Linked DNA regions of Homo sapiens: region 1 is linked to region 2. A link is a loop called in an ENCODE intact Hi-C map of the cell type or tissue named here. Cell type or tissue: sigmoid colon. All regions are shown on one strand. Each heading gives the region's core, and the rest is flanking DNA. Links, peaks and the distances in the headings are about the cores only.

The links. Peaks named below come from ENCODE experiments on the same cell type or tissue, not always from the same donor. Only the 100,000 strongest peaks of a DNase experiment are listed, where the experiment ranks them.
Region 1: it touches region 2 in a loop (3-fold over the local background); 10 of 110 quality-filtered maps call a loop at or near these places.

What each region holds. Positions count from the first base shown.
Region 1 is chr7:135,797,242-135,804,740 of GRCh38, forward strand. No RefSeq gene overlaps it. Among named protein-coding and RNA genes, the nearest start is that of FAM180A, 52 kb to the left of the region's middle. RefSeq lists a silencer at 1,833-2,053. In sigmoid colon, for the core only: a CTCF peak has its summit at 4,017 (motif pointing right); no DNase peak of the experiment used is centred there.
Region 2 is chr7:137,451,352-137,458,850 of GRCh38, forward strand. All of the region lies in intron 27 of DGKI (diacylglycerol kinase iota), which reads right to left. Among named protein-coding and RNA genes, the nearest start is that of PTN, 110 kb to the left of the region's middle. In sigmoid colon, for the core only: a CTCF peak has its summit at 3,051 (motif pointing left); a DNase peak (open chromatin) is centred at 3,610; H3K4me3 peaks cover 449 bases; H3K27ac peaks cover 195 bases.

The DNA.
Region 1 (7,499 bases), core at 1,108-6,107, 1.7 Mb before region 2:
AAAAGCAAACAAGCATACCAAAGAAACCCATCGTGGGGACTGGGAAGATCTTGGCTGCCTCTGAAAGGCTTGGATCCAAGCCCTTCATTCCACTTTCAGTAGGTTAGGGGAGCTTTCAAGGACAAGTTCCACCCTCAGTCTCCTACAGGACAGTGCCACCTGCCTTCAAAACCCTGCAGTTTTCTTCCTTCCTTCCTTCCTTCCTTCCTTCCTTCCTTCCTTCCTTCCTTCCTTCCTTCCTTTCTTTCTTTCTTTCTTTCTTTCTTTCTTTCTTTCTTTCTTTCTTTCTTTCTTTCTTTCTTTCTTTCTTTCTTTCTTTCTTTCTTTCTTTGGCAGAATCTCACTCTGTTGCCCAGACTGGAGTGCAGTGGTGTAATCTAAACTCACTGCAAGCTCCACCTACTGGGTTCAAATGAGTCTTTGGCCTCAGCCTCCCGAGCAGCTGGGACCACAGGCATGCACCACCACACCCGGCTAATTTTTGTATTTTTAGTAGAGATGGAGTTTTGCCATGTTGTCCAGGCTGGTCTAGAACTCCTGACCTCAGGTGATCCGCCTACCTCAGCCTCCCAAAGTGCTGGGATTACAGGTGTGAACCACCACGCCTGGCCAGAACCCTTCAGTTTTCTTTAACACTTCGGAAGTTGATGATCACCATCCATCTCAGCTGCTGGGGACTCCCCAGCTTCTTCCACAAACATTTGGCATGTGCCAACCATGTGCTCTCCTTGCAGTCAGGCACCTCTCTGGTGTGGTGTTTCCAGGTTAGTGGATCCAATGCTATTAAGTTGGTGCAAGAGTAATTGGTTTGTTCTACAAATACTTTTAATGGCAAAAACCACAATTACTTTTAGCACCAAACTAATAGTTATACCACAATGATTTTGTTAGCCTTAGGCAGAGGGGTGTCTTAAATTACTTGCATTTAGACGTTGCCAAAATAGTAAAATTATTTTAATAGCCTAAGAATAAGTTCAGGGTCCTTGAGCCTCCACAATGTAAATAAAAGGTTTTTTTCTGATCGCTTGTAAGTGGCAAAATAAATAGTCCTCTGGCACTCTTCAGTATTTAGAAGCTGTTTGACTGGAGGCAAACATACACAGACTGGTTTGCTCTTCGGATAGGGAAAGTCTTTCTCTCTTCCTCACCCCATGTTTCTCCCTTGCCTCTTCCACATGTTCAGAAGCATGGGAGAGCAACCTGCCCTTCCCTCTCTTAGCTTCTCTGCAGGATGGCGGAGTGGCTTGTCTAGTTGGTGAAATGGGAGAGGGGCTCTGAGCACGTGCAGGGCAGCACCTTCTCGGCTAAGCACAAATGCTAAGTCAACACGATTTGCTCTATACAGCATTTTCCAAATTCGCCTGTGCTGGAATTTATGTTTTCTCTGCTCATTGTCTGAATTTTACATAAGCCAGCTATCAGCAGGGACCTACCAAGGTCACAGTAAATAGCTAAACTTGGCTTGAACCTACAGTTTCTTCCCACTCTGGGGATAGAGAGGGGCTGATGTAGTCAGGGTCACTGCAGCCTCCAGGACCCCAAGTCTTTGCAGGTAGTCTCTGTCCCACATCACAGCCACCCAGATGTGACCACAGCTGCTTCTGAAGTCGCCAGAAAGTCCCATTCACCCCAGTCACAGCCGGGGGTTGAGTATGTTTCCTTGCAGAGAGGGGCATTCCGCCTCTCTAGGCAGCTTCCCGTTACCTCGCTGACACCCCCCTTCACCTTCCTGTCTTTCTTTTCACCTCTTTCCTCCCACCCATCCACCCTGCCTCCATACCAACCACGGGAAGCCCAGGCCATGCTCTCCTCACAGACCTTGTGCCCACCACACCCATGCCCCTCAAGGGCTCACTATTTAACCCTAGTACTTCCCAAGTAACCCTTCCAACAAAGGAGTTTCCTCTCAAAGAGGAATTTTGGTGGCAGCTATTTCAGATGGTATTTTTTCATCCCCAGGACCGCTTGTACTGCCTTTATGGTACGTAGTTTACCCACAGCACATCTCCCTGTGGCCAGGGACAGCATGGAACCCCATCACTACTTGTTGCTGCCCACAGGGAAATGTCCCCACTGATTTCCGCTCAGTTATCACTCAGTCAGGGACTCAGCTTTCCTTCGCGGTCCCTTACCCAGGTTCCTGACCCGAAGGTTAGGGGGACGTACACGTGTCCGGGACGTTGTCTACAGGAGAACTTGGCAGAGGCTTCTGTGGGGGCAGCTCACCCTCCTTGCTGGACTTCTCTGACAGAGGAACCTTCTTTCTTCTGCTTAGGGTGCTCCTCATCCTTCTGGAATCCAGACCATCCTCCACTCCTGTTTTCAGTGGCCACCATCTTTTCTCTCTCCTTCCTCAACCCTCTGAGGAGAAAAGTATTTGTGTTTCACTGAAGTGGAAGTGAGTGTTTTCTTTGGACCTTTGTTTCTGCATTGGGGTGTAGTCTGGGGAAGAGAAAATGGCCATGGGGTATAGGTAACAGAGAAGAGGGGCAAGAAATATGCACACAGCCATGTAAGGTAAGGGTTCACAGGCTGTACACTGTGCAAATGCGGGAGTCCCATTCACACAGTGATATGACATGAAAGTGGATTCACAACCTGATGAAAATGCCACCTTTGAGCTCTGCCTTCTCTCAATCAAGGGCAGTGTGGACACATAGAGAGAGGAACGTGCTTTGAGCCTGAGAGATTCTGATTTGAGTCACCCCAGCTATGTTACTATCTCACCATATAGTCCTAGACAACTCCCTTAACATCTCAGAGCCCCAGTTTCCTTATTTATAAAAGGACAGCAATAGCGCCTCCTTTACAGAGTTGCTGTGAGGGTGAAATGAGATCTTTTGTAGTTGCCTGGCATGTAGTAGGTGCTCAATAAATGTCATTTCCCCAGAAGCATTGTCCTGGTTGAAGGAGTGTTTGCCAATTTCACTACTGGCCCTTTTCCAGTGAAAATATTCAGGGTCTTTCCGTAGATGGTGAAGGAATGTCTGTTGGAGGCTGAAGAAGATACAAGTATTCTTCTTACAGCATAATTGAAGAAAATAATGAATTTATCAAGATACGTGGCCAGTTGAGGCATCCCAGAAAGTTGAGTTTTAACAACAACTAAGACAACGTATAGAGCACGAAATGTTAGGCACAGTTTTAAGCCTCTTCCATGTATTATTGTGCCATTGAAAATGGACCCTTCTGGGACACAGCATTCAAGACTCTGGGATTTTGTGTCTTTGTAAAAGGGAGAGAAGATGTCTTTTTATTTATTTATTTTGAGAAGATGTCTTTTCTTTGCTTCATATCCACCCTCCTGGCATTGTCTGGTACATTATATGTCTTTGCGTCCCCACATCTGGCCTGTTCCTATCAGCATTCTCTCTCTTTTGAGCAGTTCCTTATCTCTGAGCAATGAACTGAGCCATTTCCCAAAGATGGGCATAATCCGTGGGTCTCCTGCGTAGGCGGGAGCCAGCTTGTACTGGCTGTGGAGAGCTGACGGGGGCAGCTTTTCCCAGCTCTTCAGCAATGAGGTCTCGCTAGTCCTTGAAATCAGCCACCATGCGAGAGTTTGCATCAGGGAAATCAGCAAATGCTACCCATCGAGACCACTCCCTCCCGGGTAGCAACACCGTGGCTGGCCCCACACATTGGGAAGAAAAGCTCAGCAGGAGGTTTCAAACTTGGATGGAAGAGCTGGTAGAAAACCTTTGTTTCATAGACATGCTTTAAAGGTGGAATTTCAGGTAGGAAGTCTTTCTGCATCTATTAAACTCAAAATTGAGGAAGAGAAGTAACAGGTCTTCAAAAACTAGGCTGAAAGATGTCCTCCGCGGACCAGGTACATCTTTAGTATAACAATCGTGGCTGGCAACAGCTTAACACGCTCAGGGACATCTTCATGTTTCTCATAATGCAACGTTTCAGGAAACTCTGGAAAGTAAACACGAGGTCACAGATTCAGTTCTGGTGAACTAAAACTCAAAAAAATGGTTCAGCATATCCTGAACTCAGTGTTTGTACACAAGATGGCGCTCTCTTCTTAGGAGAAGACAATTGGAACACTTGCTAACCCCTGAACTCTCTTTGCATGTTGTGATCGATCGCATTGGTGCAATTGGTGTGAGCTGAGCAATATTAAGGTCAAAATCATTGGCTTGATGCCTTATAAATGCATTTCTGTGAATATACGAGTTAACACTAATTATTTCCATTCCTGGGGAGGGGAAGGGTAGGAGAAAAGACTAAGCCAACTGCAAACCCCGTTGCTGGTGAGTCTTCTGTTCACAGACAGAGAGGAAATTAGAACTGATCTCTGTGTTCACATAAGTGGCCAAAGAGTCCTTAGTCTCCCAATGGGAGACAAAGCTGGGTGTCCAAATTCCTCTGTAGGACCCTGCATCTGAATTCACGGGCCGCCTCTCCCCTAACCCCCGCCCCGCCGTGCCCCTCATCCCTACAGGTCGTTTGCTATACATCACCAGTTCTGTAAATTACAGACACAGTCCCTGTCCCTCTTCCAACTTGGCACAGATTCAGGCACTGACCAATCTACTTTAGGTGCCCTGTCTTCTCCCAGCCCTGGCTAACTTGCTGGCTCTGGAATACCCATCTTCTCTGGCAGTTCACCATATCTGAGTGCCCCAGCTCAAAGCCTAGCCTTTTCCTTTGGCCCATTTTGGTCACAGATGCCAGCTTTCACCCTCTAACCCAGACTGGAACAATGGTCTTAGAGGCCACTTGCCCTATGGCCTGGCTAGAGGTCCCTCCAGCCATCACCTCTGGTATTGTCTGCTGGGTTTTCCGCTGATTGTGGTCCCTCAGGCTCTTTGTCCTGTTTCTGAGTGCAGCCCTGCTCTGGCAGTGTGCCCGGGAGACCACTTCCACGTGCTTGGCTCCTGCTGTCCTTGTTGCCAACTATTCTTGGCACCTGGACATTTATCGTGCTGTTCCCCAAGTCCTTTGCTCCGGGTGATTGCACTCCAGGTTGTTTCTCTGCCTCGCTGAGAAATGAAGAGCCCTTCCTAAACCTCCCAACTCTGCTCTCAGCACCGCACCCTCCATTCAGTAGGAACCGTCTTGGGAAGTGGACTCTTGGGGGTTTTGTGAACTAGCCCTCCTGTCTCTTTGTTAAGTTGTGAGGAGGCTGCAGACATCCTGTGCATGTTAGATTAGTCCACATTTCAGAGCCAGGAGGAACAAGAAACATGATGGCCTCATAGTCTAGCCTTTGCAGACTTTGCCAATGACATGGGTAGGTTGATCCTGCCTCACCTCATCCCGGCTGGTCCTGATCAAGTCCTCCTGCCCCCAGCTGAAATCTCACTGTGCTAACTTCAAGGGAACGATCATGTTACGACACCAGGATTTCTTGCTTCCCATCTATTCTTTTTCTTCCTTACGTTTTAAGTATTTCTAGAGCTGGAGAGGCCCAAGAAGTCAAGTGAGAGTTTATTTAAGGTGAGCAGATCATATTTGAATGCAGAAGGGAAAGATCTCGTTGGTAGGGAAAACAAAAGTATTTGTGATTGCTTGCCGTGGAGAGCAAAAAAGCCAGGGCTTTCAGCCATTCATTGCCCAAAATCACAGCACTCACAGGAGTAGAAAAGGTCAGAATAAGCCATGGGGCCAGTCTGTGACTCACCATTTCTTTTGAAACCAAAGGTTCACTTCTCTGGAGACTAATTCTGTTCTTACTTTCCTAATTCTACCTTGGAGAGTTCCTTCCTCAGTCCTAGGCTTTGATCTGTTCTTGGAATTTCAATCTTTTCTCTTTCAGGCACTGTGACAAATTGATGTCATTCATATCCCACACCAATGGTCTCTCTATACCTATGCCTTTTGCCCTGTAACCTTGCGGTCCCTGCCTACTCTGACTCTGGGACTTACTGTGGTCAATGGGACAAGAGCAAACTGGATACAAATTTGGGCTTGTTTGCTTCTCTCTTTGTCATCAACTCCTGCCACCTTATGAGAACAAGCCTGGGCTATCCTCCTGGAGGATGAGGGATCATATGGAACAGAGCTGAGTCATTCTAGCTTGAGGTAGTCTTAGACCAGCTGACCCCTAGCTGACCTGCCAGACATGTGAGTGTGAGCCTGCTCAGATCAATAGGATAACCCAGCCAATCCACAGGCTCATGAGCAAACATACATCTTTATTGTTGTGTTCCACTGAGGTTTTGTGGTTGTCTGTTATGGAACAATGTTGCGGCAATAGATAACTTATAGTGGAAAAGAATGGGAGGACCATAGAAGGTTTCTTACCCCTGAGATTCTGGGGGTGATTAAGTTCTTTCTTCACCTCTCTGTAGGCTAGTAGGAGTAGATTGGCAAAGTGCTCAGAGAGTCTGATGACCCATTTTTATTAAAAGAGCACAAAAGATCATAGCTGCTTGAGCCAGATGTATGTGTGGGAGTGGGATCTATCTGGATATGGGGATGGATGTTTGTAATCCTCACTTGGGCTCCATGATTGACTCCTGGTAACTAAACTATATTTTATTTATTTAGTTGAAGAAGTAAACACCTTCTGCATGTGGGGCACACTTGTAGACTTTGGGCTTGTCATGTGTGACACAACACCTGCCCACATGGCACTACAGTCCAACAATCGGAACTTCATCACTTGGATTACTACAATCATATTAATAATGGAAAAGAACTCTTTAACTTGTTTCCAGTCCAATCCATCCTGCCCACTACTGCCAGATTTATTTGCCCCAAATCCCAATTCACTTCCAAACTTTTCCTTCTCTGCTCAAGGGTGTATAATGGTTCCCCATGGCCTTTTGGGCTAAGCCTAAACTCATTCTGGTATTTTAGAAACCTTATAATCTAGCTCATCTTGGCTATTCAGGCCATCTTCCACTATTTTCTGTGGCCGTAACAGGCTCTGTGCTTTTCCCTGTGCAGGTACCTTGCTCTTGTGTCCCTCCCTACCTCCCCCACCTCAGCTCTGCACCAGACCTGTGGAGAGCCTACGTATCCTTCAAGTTTCAACTCAGACCTCACCTTGTCCATAAAGCCTCCTTAGTAACTCTAGAAGATGTTGATGTTTGCCCATTTTGATGACCTATAATACTGGGTCATTCTCCAGTGGGCGAAAGCCATTGGTGGAGAATTTACATGAATCATCAATAGACTAATCAATTGAGGTCAGGCATGGTGGCTCACATCTGTAATCCCAGTGCTTTGGAAGCCTCAGGGAGAGGGATGCTTGAGGCCACAAGTTCAAGACCAGCCTGGGCAACATAGTGAAACCCCATCTCCATAAAAAATAAAAAAATTATCCAGGCTTGATGGCACATGGTTGTAGTCCCAGTTATATGGGAAGCTGAGGTGAGAGGATTCATTGAGTCTAGGAGTTGGAGGCTGCAGTGAACCATGATTGTGCCACTGCACTCCAGCCTGGGCAACAGAGTGAGACCCTGTCTCTAAGAAAAACCAAAGAATGATCGATACAAAACCTCCCTTGTACCTCAGGGAAGGGTTCTTAAGGCATATGT
Region 2 (7,499 bases), core at 888-5,887:
AGCACATATTGGCTAGTGGCTGCTGCATTACAGACAGCACTCTATCTAAACTCAAGCATCTCTAAGAAACTCAAAGATACTTTTTTTAGATTGCCTTCAATCCACAAATTTTCCTTCAAAGCCTTTTATCTTTCTAGTAGATCGATTACAAGGCTTAAGGGCACTGAAAAATGTGCCCAGTTTTCTACCAGCAAAAGAGCAATACATAAAAGCAAATGAGTATTATATTTGGGAAGGCAAAGGACTTTATAAAGTATTGCACCTCTTATGATGTTTTATCGTTTTTAGTCAATAAACCTGGAAATGAAATAATGGGTGTCACGACTATTTCAGTCTTTATATCTGGTATAATATACTTTACAATAGGTTTTAGATATGTGCATTTTCTTGGTAAGCTCCATGAAATGATCAAAACTTACAAGCTGATCCTAATACAATATCCTTTTCATTTCAATAACACTGTCCAGTTTTCTTTCTTTTTATTTTTTTAGACTCTATGCATATTTTGCTTTATTTATTTTTTTTCATCATCTCATGGCTTTAATTTAAAAGCACCCATGGCCTTCCTACTTGGCCCTTCCTCAGAATGGCTACATCATTTCCTTCTTTGGAGATAGGATGTCAATAGATTATCCATTAGTCTTTCCTAAAGAACAGAGGATAGATTAGATAAATATTGGGGATGCCTCTATATGGGACTCTTACTTTCTGTAAAGAAACATCTACAAATGAATGTCTATCTCTATTCCGTGTCCCCAACACATATACCTTCTACTCAGCACTGCTAAACCATCACCTGGTGGGGAGTTGGCCAAGGGATGGGGCCACCACATAGAGATGGGCTTAAGATAAACATGCAGGACAGGTGTGACAGCAGAGTTTAAATAGGCACAAGAGCATAGATTCATATTCTGAAAACACTCAGCAGTGGGATTCCCCAGGACCACAGACTATGGATGGAGTAGAAGAGGTGGGAGACACTCATCCAATTCACGGGCCTGACTGAAATAGCCAAGGCCCCTTCATTTTCTGGCTACCATCCTGCAATAAGAAAAGGAAACAAAGCGGGAATGCTGGGCAAGCTAGACACCGTGCTCCTTCTACACCCTACACAGCACACTACAAATAAGTACACCACTCCTTATTGTGAAGTTCTTGTTGGGGAACAAAGCAGCACACGTATGTCCACACACTGAAAACAACTCACTATATGCGTATTTTATTCAATTTCCCTTTCATGCCTGTCTTTCCTCTTTACTGTCTAGCTTTGGGGATGAGAACCACAGCAAAAAGACCACTTTCTATAAACATCAGGTGATGATCCATCCTACTTAGGAAGGGAAAGAGAAGCTCTTAATGTCAGCTCTGAATGTTCTTTCTCTGTCGTTTCAGTCATTTACTTGTATTTCTTTTCCCCTCTCCTGACCACAGCCCTGAGAGTTTCCTGGACTTTCTCATTTACCTTTGTCACAGTTGGGTGGAATCCAGTCTTTCCTGGATAGAACAGCCTCCCATCATGTGCTCACACCTTTTTCCTATGGTGAACATGTAAGAATGTTCATGCCTGGTCAGCATTCCCCAGGTTCCACTTTCCTCCCTGCTTCTTGAGCCATGATGCTTGTCCTCTGTTACACTCCTACGTAGTCCCGAATGAAAACCGATTTCCCAGTTGGGCATTCTCTCCAGGCACATTTCAACGGTCTGCATCACAACTGCAGAAACCTCATCTTTTTCTTCTGTTTTACCGTGAAGTGGTGATGCTACACAAATTCCATCTATTTCCTAAAACTGTTGGTAGACAAGAATCTTCATTCAAATCAAGTGAGCAAAGGTATGATTTACTGTGCTGTGAAAGCATGGCTGCAGATTATCATCTCTGTGCAATAGCTTTCTTCCCTTGAGCATCTCTCAAGGGTGCATTGCCTATCCTGGAGAACTAGTTTGCCAGGCCTATGACATCATTTGGAGGACCCAAGGGAGAAAGAATGAGACCATGGATCTGTGTGACATCTTCACCATTATCACTCTAGCCCCAAAGCATCTCTAATTAGGTAAAATAGGACCAGAAATCCCACAGCACTGCAAATCTCCATCGACTACATAATCCTCTCTTTGTTTGCTTTTGGTCCTTCTAATTGTGAATATTTCTCTTAAAACAGTGAACAAAGCACATACAGTAAAAGAGAGCAGGCGAGAATGAGAGTGAGAGATGAAAGTTACAGCAAACACACAGAGTGGCATTGAAATGAGAGAAAGACAAACACATTCTCTATTCAAGTGGTCACAAACCCATTCAGGGAATGCCAAGCAGCCTCAAAGGTAACATTCATGACCAACAGAGGGAAGGGGTGCAGAAAGAGCAAAATGAAAGGAAGAAGACAGAGATGAGCATTTGTGTGGAGGGAAGGAAATCATTTCCAGCATGTAAATAATAAAGGCTGCTTGGTGAGTTCCTCATTTGATACAAATTTCTACCAATTCCCTTTATTATCATAATTTCCCAGTCTTTAAGACTCACCTACCCAAATATATGCCTTGATGACCCCCATGTGAGCTGGGCTTGAAATATCTTGTTTTTTTTTTTTTTAAATAGATTCCTATATTTAGATATATTTGGCTTTTAGAAAATAGCACTGTTCAGGTTGGGGAGATATTGGTCAAAGGACGTATAATTACAGTTCAGCAGACTAAGTTCAAGAGATCCATTGTACAACATGGTGACTTTGGTTAATGATGATATAATATATTCTTAAAAAATGCACAGAGAGTGCATATTAAGTGTCCTCACCACAAAAATAACTGTGTGATGTAATGCATTCATTGATCAGCCAGGTTTAGCCATTCAACAATGTATACGTACTTCAAAAAATCATGTTGTACACAATAAATATATGCAATTAGTCAATTAAAAAGTCTAAAAACTAATTTTAAAAAAACGCTGTTTTACCTTTAGCATTTACAATTCCATACTTTCTGTATACCCTCCTCAGTTTGCTGAGTCGCCTGAATGTCTTTCGAGTATAAAATTTTACTGCCACCTACTGTTAACTTTTAAGAACTGCAACAAAATGAGGGCAAAGCAGTTTGAAATGTGAGAGATTGAGGAAGAATGGGCGACAGTGGACACAGAAAAGAAATAGATAAAATAAAGAGATGAAGTTGGAGAAAATAATACTTCACAAGCTTATTTATCCTGACGATGTAGCCATCACATTTTAGCATTCTGTAGACAAAATGAAAAAAGAAATAATTAAACCCAGCACAGTTGTGAAGCAATAAAGGATGGGTGGCTTGCCTTTAGAAATCAGTCTCTGCAATATAGTTGCCAGCCCACTTTCTAAAAAAAAGGGTGAAGAAATAGAAAAGGCACATTATTCTAAAATCCAGACAACGGAGACATACCCGGAGAGCCAGGAGGAAGGACCCTTTAGGAAAAGCCAAGCTGCCAGCTTTATCCTAGTGACTCTGGGAACCCCGGCCAACAGCTTCTGTTGAGACATAATCCATCTGGATTTTGTAAATGTGGACTTCTTTTTTTTCTTTTTAAGCATAAGTTGAAACATGAGGGAGCTCTGGATTGTGAAGGCAAGTCACATGAGAGCCACGTTTAGTCTTAGCACGTGGGGCTTATAAGCAAGGCACCTCACTTATCTCGTGATCCCGGATATGCAATATCTCCCTGTGGTAATTGAGTAAGGGCTCAGCCACAGCTACTTATTTTTAGGAAATCCAAATAAGGACTTCTGATCCCAGTTTTAGAAAATGGGAGACAAAACTAGGCGGGGTTGGAAGCTGGTTTGGCACCTCTGAAGATAACTGTAACATACCCCAGCAGCTTTCTGACAACATCTCCTCCCACCCCACCCTTCTCAGGAGAGGGTGGGAACAGAATCTAAACATTGTCTGCTTCCTCCTGACTCTAATGTGTCTAAGGACAAGAGAGTTTCTCAGTTATAGATCAGTTCGAGGAGCTCTGTGAAAAAAAATATAATGAATGCAGATAAATCATAGTAATATTGAAAACAAGAAATTAAAATGGGCTCGACAGACTGTGAGAATAATTCAGTGACTCCAGTGTTAGATATTAAGAACTGCTATGTACTTAACTCTATTCCAAGAGCTGTGGGAGGTACTTAACTTAAAACATTCCATTCCCACCTTTAAGGAGCTTGTAAGGGAGTCATGGAGTAAGACCAGCATCTCACAGAGTATTGGAGAAAACTGTTGGAGGATTGTTGTTCTTATGTGTGATGCCTGGCACAATCATCCAGAAAAGTTAAAAAAAAAAGGGGGGGGGGCGGGGAATGTGGTCTCCATCTCCCTGAATTCCAAATAAGTAGTGCTAGCATGGTGTGGAGATATCTCTTGTTCTGATCTTCTTAGAGTAGGGGGTTCAGAGGGCCCCAGAAGTACCGCAGAGAAGTCCCATGCCCGATATGACTCCCCAGCCACCACCATTTCCAGTGATAATATGACATCCCTCTCACATTCCTCAACTCCACACTGAACATGGTAAGTGATTACTGCTCCACATCCCAGCAACTTGAGATTTGCAAGCGAATTTTTTTGAAAATATTTCAAAATGATCACTCTTTCACACTTTAGATCTGTTTAATCAAATTATTCACCTAAGACAGACACACTGAGAAAACAAGAGTGTTGGTGGAAGTTGGAGAATGCAGCCGGGGACCAACAGTTTATTTTGGAGGTGAATGCCTGGGAAACAATTCTTCCTTGCCACTCTACCTACCACTGTGCTCACCAACAGTGCCTACAACTTCCTATACCGACCATACTTACCTTTTACTTTCTCGCTTGTGAAATACCAACATTTCTCCAAGTCAGGCATTCAGGTGTGTCTTTATTATTTTGATCTGTGAATTCCCTGGATCCAGCATACTTATATTCAAATTTGAAATATATAAATGGAACCCACAGCCTAACAAAAATGGTCAACATTTTACATATTATTTTGTTATCACTATTATTTTGTTATAATTTGATAAGTACTGGGTTTAGTATAGCAATATAAATAGACACGTATTTATTTTGGTTTGACAAAGCACCTTTTCTATCAAGGGATGTTCTATGAATGGAACATCCTTCTATTCATCCCAAAAGCCTGCCTTGTTGGATGCCTACCATTTTAGGTATGGTGCAAAGTGCTATGGAGACAGAGGGAGAAATGCACAGTTTGGTCATCCAAGGAACTCACATGCTTTAAAGAGGGATCCAATCAATACTGCCTCACATTCACAGTATTCCTGAAGTGTGAATAAATATGGCTGCCAGCTTTTACAAATGTAAAAAGAGAGCCACTTAACACTAATATTTCCTCATACTCTAATCATTGGCAAAACTTGGAACTCATGGCAATGAAGGGCGAGAATTTCCTGGGATTATTTCAAATAAAATGGATGTTTAACATTAAAGTAAGTTTGTTTGTTTTTCTTTCAATGTCAGTCAAAATAAGATCTGGTACACAGGGAACTCTGTTCTAACTCTTCCACTAACTGAACTTGGAAAGGTAAATTTAAATCCATTTCCTCCGAGTGGTTTAGGGCCTCCATATGCATAACTGATTGAGGAACAATTCTAAAAATAACAAAGGCAAATCTCTTATTAAATATTTCACACACCCATAGGAATAGAGTGTTATTATGTGCTTGCCAAATAGAGTAATTCACCAAGTCATTTCAAACTCAAGGTAAGTCAAGAAGAAAAAGAAGAAGGAAGACATATGTCAGCTATCCTGTATTTTTCCAGCTGGAATGAGTATCCGGGGTGAGCAAGATTGAGCCCAGTCAAAGGTAAGCAGGGATGTCAAAGGTAGGTAGAAACGGGACCCAACTATCTCAGTGAAACAGATGCCAGGAGCCATCTTTATCCTGACAGCACTGATTTCATCTCTAAGATATATTTCAGCAAAACCTGCATCCCACTAAGAAGATTAATTTTCTCCCGCTTATCTGATTGTGAAGCTGAAAGAATATTTCCAAAATCAAAATCGCTGTCCAACAGTCTGTCTTCCTGTTGAGAACCTGAAACTTTCACAATAAGCACAATTACCCTTTTTATTAGGTTCAGGCCATAACCTAATGTTCCCAGAAGAAACTGAATAAAGAAAATAGTTGAGGACCAGAGGGGAATGATGTTGTTTCTCCCATAATCAGCTTAGAACATCTGAGTTTTCAGAACACAGGAGGTCTCCGGGCTTTATCTTCTCGATATAGTGATTCAGAATTGCAATTGCAGACTATACTAAAAAGGCCAGTTTTTCAGTTTAAAGTATTATTAGGTATCTTGGTATCTCCAAATAATTTCTCGGTTGTCCAAATTTCCTTGAGCACACATAGCATATGGAGAGGTTGAACTACCATTGAATGTTTTCCATTATTTGAGAGATATTTCTGGTTTACACAATGAGGAAGGACAAATACTTATCTGTTCACATGTAAAAAATGAAGAAAATACACATAGAACACTTAATAAGCCTATTTTTTTTCTTTGAGGCTGACATTTTCGTTAATTCTTTAAATATTCATCATTTCTAGGGTCAAAAAAGTTAAATCTAAAAAAAAAAGCAGCAAATTATATTTCCTCTTGTTTCCAGAACACTCTATGCATATATCCATAATAGCACTTATTAGAAGGAACTTTAATAATTGGTTTAATATTTCCCCTTTAAATATAAGCTCTTCAAGGGCAATAATTATTTCTTCTTTAGTTGTATATCTTCAGTGCCTGACTTCAGTCACTGAAGGTGCCCAATACTGATTTGTTCAATACACGATTGACTGAATTGTTTACCCTATTTCTTAGGGTAATCACAATGAAATCACAAATCAGACCTCACACATTATAGTTAAACATTTGATAGCATTATCTTTCCTTGAAGACAGAAATCCTCTGCCAATCATAAAAACCCATTAGCCTTGTGCAGCTGATCGGGTACCAGATACCTGCCTAGACACAATTATCTGGATTGAATATCTACCCTCGGTGTGGTTCACTACACTGTTTCCCCTGTGTCTTAGTCTAGTGGCAAGATATTATTTGTGTGACAGTCCATTTTAGTTCTTTCAGGACTAGGACTTGGGGACATTGAGAAAAAGTACAACTCTTTCAGTCATTTGGGGGTTTCTTACGAACTACAAAATCTAAGAACCGGAAAAAGGTTACTCTGATTCAGAAACAAAAGCAGTGTCTCCTAGACCCTTTACCTGCCTGCTCTTAACCCACCTGACTCAGAGGTGAGTCAGTCCTTTTCTCAAAGAAAACTTAAGAAGAATATATCAGAGTTTTCATTCCATGCCTATTTTCTTTTCTCATAGATCCTCAAGTGGCAAAATTCTTCCTTACAACTCAAATAGATTTGGTCTGCTAAAATTTAAGTAAATTCCCTCTCTATTAATCTTCTGCCAAATGAAATATAGTCTTGTCACTAATCGTGGTGGTACAATTAATGATAAGAGCAAATACATTTCCAGAATCATGTC